Linked DNA regions of Homo sapiens: region 2 is linked to region 1. The links are chromatin contacts, found by Hi-C or POLR2A ChIA-PET in ENCODE. All regions are on one chromosome and are shown on one strand. The core of a region is the stretch at or near the end of the contact, and the rest is flanking DNA. Distances in the headings are between cores, read along the strand shown. Region 1 overlaps CD244 (CD244 molecule). Region 2 holds the start of UFC1 (ubiquitin-fold modifier conjugating enzyme 1).

What was found. A loop is a pair of places that touch in the nucleus more often than their neighbours do. ChIA-PET counts read pairs that join two places held with the same protein, here RNA polymerase II (POLR2A). Pooled maps may share reads with other maps.
Region 2: a map of naive thymus-derived CD4-positive, alpha-beta T cell shows a loop between it and region 1 (4-fold over the local background). The contact joins the promoter of UFC1 here to the enhancer-like site in region 1. A Hi-C loop is called at or near these places in 2 of 168 maps with a recorded cell type or tissue (mammary epithelial cell and naive thymus-derived CD4-positive, alpha-beta T cell) and 7 of 50 pooled maps. POLR2A ChIA-PET finds 5 or more read pairs at or near these places in 1 of 52 experiments (activated CD4-positive, alpha-beta memory T cell).

The regions. Positions count from the first base shown.
Region 1 is chr1:160,835,715-160,839,699 of GRCh38, forward strand. It overlaps CD244 (CD244 molecule), which reads right to left. Exons shown (of 9, transcript NM_016382.4): 4 at 3,225-3,335; 5 at 2,737-2,804; 6 at 481-540. Among named protein-coding and RNA genes, the nearest start is that of CD244, 25 kb to the right of the region's middle. RefSeq lists enhancers at 1,498-2,012, 2,016-2,145. Within about 2 kb of position 1,942, at least 12 of the 41 ENCODE cell types and tissues checked have a DNase peak (open chromatin) inside an H3K27ac peak, as active enhancers do.
Region 2 is chr1:161,152,138-161,156,122 of GRCh38, forward strand. It overlaps UFC1 (ubiquitin-fold modifier conjugating enzyme 1), which reads left to right and starts at 1,841. Exons shown (of 6, transcript NM_016406.4): 1 at 1,841-1,983. The coding sequence starts at 1,861. RefSeq lists enhancers at 1,423-2,203, 1,441-2,640, 1,529-1,578, 1,669-1,718, 1,759-2,148.

The DNA.
Region 1 (3,985 bases), core at 692-3,191:
AAGAGACCCTGTCTCTAAACAATAAAATTGTTTTAAAAGAAAAGAAAATGGACATTATTGCTAAGTCATAATAAAATAAAAGAGATCAATGCAGATTCATTCTTTCCTGAAAACGAATATAATAGGGAATAGGGATAAAAAGTGCAAGGGCCCCAAGTATTAGAAGCAGCAGCAGGGCAAGAAAGCAGAAGTTGAGTCCCCTAACCAGGTTTCTGCTCCTATAGACTTTATCTGGGCCAGACCTTCTGCCAGACACGGAAGAAGAAGGAATGTCCACATCAGGCTTCCCAGCTGTGTTAAGATGCTCTAGTATCACACGGATCTTTTCAAATAATGTGTTAATGCAACTGAAGCCAAGCTATCTTCTGGATTCTAGAAGCACCAAGATCTTATTCTGCCATTCAATGGTGTGAGTTTCAGGGGGGCATTAGGAAACCCCAGAGATAGGTATGGAATGGACTAGAGAAACTGGAGAGGTACCTGGGACTGGATCATAGAGTAGATGGTGCTCCCCCCTCCAGGAAAAGTCTGCTCCTGCTCCTGCACAAGAAATGGAGATGGGGTAACATGAGCGACAGTTCGGTCTGTCCAGATTTAGATTGAGTGGGGAAAAACAGCACAAAGAAGAGGGCTTTTCAGGAGACTGGGAGGGAGGTGGCAGGACTGGGGAGAGTCATTGATCCTCCCAAGATGGGAAGAGACAGGAAGAAGAGCAGTTTGGAGTGGAACCATTAGTATCAGGAGCAAGGAACCACCTAGGTGTGAGGGGTTCCAGCAACCCTGCTCAAAGAGAATGCTGTCACTTTCTTTCCTTTAGTAACTTAGAAACCCTTCCTTGCAGAGCTCTGAGTAGGGCTGTTATCTGAGCCTTACCTCAGAGCACTGAAATTCAGAAAGTTTAAACATTTCAAAGACCAAACACAGTTAAGCCCTCTCTAGATCATCTTTGAGGCCACCTTGCCCTTGACCTCAAGTCAGCGCCCTGGGCAGCTATAGTGCTGGGTGCAGCCCTGAACCCAAGGGCCAAAGCAGGAAGCAGAGCTTCCTGCTTCCCTTTTCTTGTTCCTACCCCTTAGGAAATCGGTGGTGGAGGTATTTCATGCTGCCGGCCACTGAAAGCATATTGCCAGTTTGGGTTCTACTGGGAGCCAGTGGAGGCAGCAGGGTTCATTAGGCAAGGTGCAAGCAAAATTCCTGGAAGCAAGAAGAAGCTAAGAGAAGCAGAGAACTGTCAGCTGTCCTTAGAGGCTGGGGAGTCATGGGCATCTGACAATGTCAATAACTTCATTTGTGTTTTAAAATACTGCAGGAGTTTGTTGCTTTTCTCTCCCGTCCAGACCCGTGTGAAGTGTTTCTAGAAAGATTAGAGCTGGGTCTCAAAGTGAGACCACATGAAACTTGAGATTTAGGCCTTCAAATTGGAGCCCTGAGACAATAGGGAGAGGCCAGAGAGGGCTGAGGCCAGGCAGGGAGGAGCTCTTGAGTCGGAAGAAGTAAGCTAATAGGCCTGAATCCCAAAGAGGTTTCCTTTGCTCTAAGTTGTTTTTCCTCCTGTGGTCTCCTAATCTCAAGTCATCTTCTTTTTGGAAAAATAGATTATTTTTAGCAAGCACCCGGGCATCACTGGCTGTGGGTAGATTCACATGCTTTCAGGAATTTGTACCAGAGTCTGGTAGCAGTGAGAGAAACAAAGTCCCCTTTTATTATTCACATTCCAATAGCCACTGCTTTATTTTTCACATTCCCATAGCCACTGCTGGGGCAAAAATAAATAAATAAATAAAGATAAAAATAAAAAAACAGGCATGGGGAGCTGCTCTAACAGCCTCTGAACCCAGAGGCATCTGGGAGAGGATGCTTGCCTGCTCTGCGAGGCTGCACAGGGCCTCACGTATGTGGCCAGCACGGAAGAGCCCCACCACATGTGCTTCCTGCGTGCTGCTGGGTCTCCACAGCAAAGCGCCAGGGGGCAGTGGAAAGAAGGCACTTCCGCCCCACTTCACCCACCCTGCCCCACTTCCTGCCAGCAGTTTGGTAGGCTCCATCAGAGCTTTTCCCCTGGGCCTGTCACCACATCTGCCCTAAGCGAGACACAGCAGTGGGGGCATCTGCAGGCCCTCTGCAATTTCCTCCTCTTCTAATTCTTGGATGACAGGCAGAGTTGGCCCCTGCCTGCTGCGAAGAGCAGGCGAGAGGCTCCTGGAGGAGCCTACTCAGGCTGGTGGGCTTTGTGCCAGGCTGGTTACTCTCTCTAGTACCTCAGCCACACTCAGGCCTCTTCTTCCAAAAGGCTGTGAATGCAGCCTATTGAGCCAGCTACAAAACTATTATGCTTTGGCTGGTCACACTTCCCAGCCTGTGTCACCATTAAGGGACTCATGAATGTAAGCCCTGACTCATTAGGAAAAAGAATTTGTGGTCAGACAACAAATACCACAGCAGCACTCTGCCTCTGTCATTGATTTCTGTTGTGCTCCATCCCTTCTCAGCAGGTGCAATTCTGCACCAAGATGCCCCTTCAGCCTCCCTTTCATCTCCTCTGCTCCTTTTGTTTCCTCTTTTCCTCCATCACCAGAACTAGGAAGCAGGTGGAGAAAAGATAGATGGGGAAGGGCTGAGGGTCACATCAAAAGGACAGTCGTTCAGTCCTTTTTGTCCCTCTGCTCTGAATAACCATCATTGAAAGAGCATTTTCCAAGCCAGCTGAGAGAGACCCCAGCCTCCGGGATGACATACGTGATTTCTCCTGGTTTTCAGATCCTTGACATCTTCGTAAATTGTCAAAAATTCCTTGGGACTGGTCTCTGAGGGAGGAAGAAAACAAAGAGCAGAGCTGCAGAAACCTCCAGAAGGGCTTTTGCTTCTAACAGGTCCCACCTCTACCCCAAATGGCCAAACCTTAAAAAAGGTTCTAGAAAGGAGGCAAGTTAATGCTCTTCCCAGGAACCCCAAAGAGCACAGAGGCAGCAACCGAACTGCCCCTCCCACACCTCCTCCCAAACCAGCTGTCTACAGGGAAATCTGCGCATTGGGATCAGAAGGCATGAACTGGGAGAGAGAGCCTAGCAACCTGCTTGCCCCCCGCCACCACGCACACAAACATACCAAAGCTCGTTGAGGAAAAGGAGATGCTGTGCTCCCAGACACATCCCACTGGACGCAGGACAAAGTCACAGGATCCAAGGCCTCAGGCAGGAGCACCACCCTAAGGACCTTCCACTCACCTGACTGCTTCTCCTTCCTCTTTCTCCTCCACACACAGAAGCAGGCAAGGGTGCCAAGGAACAGTGCGCTTAGAATCACGATGATCACCAAAAACGGCCAAAATCTGAATTCTGAGGAATACAGAAGGCGTGAGAACTGAGCTGTCAGCTCGCTCTCTTCTTCCTTCCCACCTGCCTGCTGCAGGGGCTGCCTCAAAACCCACTTTTCTCTGTGTTGTGGCTGATTGCCTCGTGCTCTGAGAACTCACGGTCAAGGTTTTCTCTTTGCTCATTTGGTTAACCTCCTCTGAGTGATGCCAAGAGCATAGATATATCAGACAGGCCTGGCTCAAATTCTAACCCTGTGAGCTCTGCACTATTTATTTAACCTCTCTGGGCCTCTCAAGTCATCTTATTTTTGGAAGATGCCTCAGAGCCTCTTAGATTTTCTCACCTGTAAAAGGGGATAACGTTATCTACCTATAGGGGTTAATTACATGATCTAATACAGTTGCCCTCCAAAGTTTTGAGTTCCACAATGTGGATTCAATGAATTGTGGATCCAGAATATTCAGGGAAAAAAAATGCATGTGTATTGAATATGTAGAGGCCTTTTTCCTTGTCATTATTCCCTAAACAATACAGTATAACAACTATTTAAATAGCATTTACATTGTATCAGGCATTATAACTAATTTAGAGGTGACTTAAGTAAGGTATACAGAAGGATGTGTGCATAGGTTATATGCAAAAACTGCACCTGTTTATGCCAGGGACTTAAA
Region 2 (3,985 bases), core at 591-3,090, 320 kb after region 1:
TGGTCTTACTTTGACCCCCCAGGCTGGAGTGAAGTGGTATAATCTTGGCTCATTTGCAATCTCGACCTCCGGGGTTCAAGAGATCCTCCTGCTTCAGCCCCCAAAATAGTTGGGACTACAGGTGCCCGCCACCACTCCGGCTAATTTTTGTATTTTTTGTACAGCTGGGGTTTCACCACGTTGCCTAAGCTATTTTCGAACTCCTGGGCTCAAGCCATCTGCCCACCCCGGCCTCTGAAAGTGCTGGGGTTATCTGCGTGAATCACCGCACCCGGCCAAACAAGATATTTAAATCTATAATTAACGTTTTTAGGTTTTATTTATTTTTTGAGACGGAATCTTGTTCTTGTTGCCCAGGCTGGAGTGCAATGGCAGGATCTCGGCTCATTGTAACCTCCGCCTCCCGGGTTCAAGCGATTCTCCCGCCTCAGCCTCCAAGTAGCCGGGACTACAAGCGTGCGCCACCATGCCTAGCTAATTTTGTATTGTTAGTAGAGACGGGTTTCACCAGTCAGGCTGGTCTGGAGCTCCTGACCTCAAGTGATCCACCTGCCTTGGCCTCCCAAGTTGCTGGGATTACAGGCTTGAGCCACCACGCCAGCCAAACAGGATATTTAAATTAAAGCCAAAATGGCCGGCGCGGTGGCTCACGCCTGTAATCCCAGCACCTTGGGAGGCTGAGGCAGGTGGATCACCTGAGGTCAGGAGTTCAAGACCAACCTGGCCAACATGGCGAAACCCGGTCTCTACTAAAAATACAAAATCAGCCGGGCGTGGTAGCACATGCCTGTAATCCCAGCTACTCAGGACGCTGAGGCAGGAGAATCAATTGAACCCGGGAGGCGGAGGTTGCGGTGAGCCGAGATCATGCCATTGCACTCCAGCCTGGGCAACAAGAGTGAAACTCGGTCTCCAAAAAAAAAAAAAAAAAAAGCAAAAATTAATGTGTTTAGATTTTAAGTCCAACTGGAGTTTGTTTATTGTTTCCCCACAAGTAATCCCAGCACTTTGGGGAGGCTGGGGCAGGAGGATCGCTTGAGCCCGGGAGATGGAAGATGCAGTAAGCTATGATCGTACCACTGTACTCCAGCCTGGGCAACAGATTGAGACACTGTCTAAAAAAAAAAAAGTCTAGGACTCAGTGAATGGCTAGACTAAGGCAGAAATCTTGCAGGGATTTGTCTTTTGATTCTGCATGGTTTCTAATCTTTATCAGGAGTTAAACATCCTTCTACAGGATAACTGCATCTAGAGGCAGGACTATATATAAGCAAAGGAAAAGTTCTTCGAAGAGGAAACACGAATCGCTCGTTTTAGGAAGTCAGTGCCTTGAAAAGCGCCTTGGGGTTGGGGGCTCGGGGCTGGGGGAGGGATAGCATTAGGAGAAATACCTAATGTAAATGACGAGTTGATGGGTGCAGCAAACCAACATGGCACAAGTATACCTATGTATCAAACTTGCACGTTGTGCACATGTACTCTAGAACTTAAGGTATAATAAAAATAAATAAATAAGTAAAAATGCCTTCAGCAGCCTGAAGTTCTAAGAGCTTTCCAAGTTTGGGAAGGTGTCCGGGTTTTCTGCGATTACTTCTCTGAGCATGAACGGAAGTCACCCTTTGTGCCTTATGCGGTGATTTTAATGATAGGTGTCATATATAGGACGGAGTAATCTGTTTACATTCTGTTCTTCTCGATGCACTCACAAGCGGGTAACTAGGTGACAAGAAAACAAAGATCTTATTCAAAAGAGGTCTTACAGCAACCCAACGTCTCATCTTCCCATAGTAAAGATGACGGCGCCTTGAGGTAAGCTACAGGCAACACCACTTCCGCGTTTCTCTTGCGCCCTGGTCCAAGATGGCGGATGAAGCCACGCGACGTGTTGTGTCTGAGATCCCGGTGCTGAAGACTAACGCCGGACCCCGAGATCGTGAGTTGTGGGTGCAGCGACTGAAGGAGGAATATCAGTCCCTTATCCGGGTTAGTTGTGTTTCTACAGTCTAACGCGTAGCATAAGGGTTGGGAGAAATCAGGTGTCCTCAATAATAGGCTCCGTGTGGAAGCCGCTTCCGGTTTTTAAGTTTAACGCCCAAATTCATAGAAATGGGACTATTGTGGGGCTCGGGGACTAAGGAGGGATGGTGGGGAGAGGGCAAAAAAGACTCGGGTGAGGTGCACAGTGGGGCCAGACCTTGCGGCTAAAAGCAGCAGTTATTTTAGGGATACGCTTCCCCAGAAGGTGACGTGTCTCCCTGGCTACAGGTGTTTGTTCACCTGGATGTGAACAAAAATCCTCAGGGCGCCAACTCCCAGTCCGCATCTCTCTGCCCCCTTCTTCACTCTTCACTGTTTTGTTTGTTTGTTTGACGGAGTCTCGCTCTGTTGCTAGGCTGGAGTGCAGTGGCGCGATCTCGGCTCACTGCAACCTCCGACTCCCGGGTTCAAGCGAGTCTCCTGCCTCAGCCTCCTGAGTAGCTGGGACTACAGGCGCGCGCCACCACACCCAGCTAATTTTTGTATTTTCAGTAGAGACGGGGTTTCACCGTGTTGGCCAGGATGGTCTCGATCCCCTGACCTCGTGATCCTGATCCACCCGCCTCGGCCTCCCAAAGTGCTGAGATTACAGGCGTGAGCCACCGCGCCTGGCCTCACTCTTCACTCTTTCAAGCCACATTAGGGCTGAAAATTCAAGTAGGTGTTAACTACAGAGAGTTGGGGAGTTTAGCTCATAGTTAGAAACGGGCTGTCTTCTCAGTTATCTCTACTGTGGAAGGTGAGAAAAGTTTGTCTTCCTTGTAGTTTCTGCCTGCTTCAAAGACCAGCAGTTCTAGTTCTCCTACCTCATGTATTCATTCACTAAAAAAAAAAAATTACTGTGCATATAGAACCTAGGGAGGAGATACCAAGCCGAATAAGGAGGAACTTACTGAGGTAGACAAAACCAGATCATTATAATACAGTGTTTAAGTGGAGAGAGACTGAGACAGATATGGACAGATATAAAGCGAGAAATGGCTAGGATGTTTTGAGAGCATAAGAGGAGACATCCAGTTTGCATTCGGTCACGGAAGGTTTCCTGGAAGAGGTAATGCTTGAGCTGAAACTTAAAGAGTAAACATAAGCTAGCCTGATAAAACATAAGAGTAGAAGGACATTCAAGCCAAAAGGGACAGCATGAGCAAAGGCATAGAATCTAGAAACGGCACAGGCACCAGCATGATGTGTTTGAAGAAACAAAGTAGCTCAGAGTTGTTAGAGCATCAAATGTGAGGCAGGGAATGGTAGACAAAGCTAGGAGACATATTTGAGCACTTGAATTTTCTCTTGGAGGCTTTGGGATACCGTTAAAAGTTATTAAGCTGAGGAATTACATGGCCGATTTGGGTTTAGATCAGTCACATTGGCAATAAGGGGAAAATACAATTGACAGGGACAAGACTGAAGGTAAGAGACAAGTTAGGCTGTCATTAATCTCAGCGAAACAAAAGGCAATCTAAACTAGGCAGTTGTGAGGATAGAGAGGAGAGGTAGATTTGTAGAATATTCAGAAGGTAAAATTAGCATAACATGGATTAGTGTAGTAAGGGATAGGGAGGGTCAAAGATGATTCCCAGGTTTTTGCCTTGGGTGAATGCTCATACTGCCACCTGAAATTGATAATTCAGGAGGATAATTCAGGAAGTGTATCCAAAGGAATATAAAAAATTCCAGATGGAAATGCTGAGTTTGAAGTACCTGTGAAATGAAGGTCAAAACGTCAACATACAGTTGGATACTAAAGGCTGAAGTTCTGAGGAAAGATCTGGACCAAAGATGAAAATCTGGGAGTCATTAGCCTGTGGGTGTTAGTTGAAACCAGGACTATATGAGGCTAGAAGGGAGTTACCCAGGGAAGGAGTCTATCATTAAATGAGTTGTGGGCTGAGGGCAGACACTATCAGAGAAGTGAGAGGAGAATCCAGATGGTATCTTCAGGTCTTTT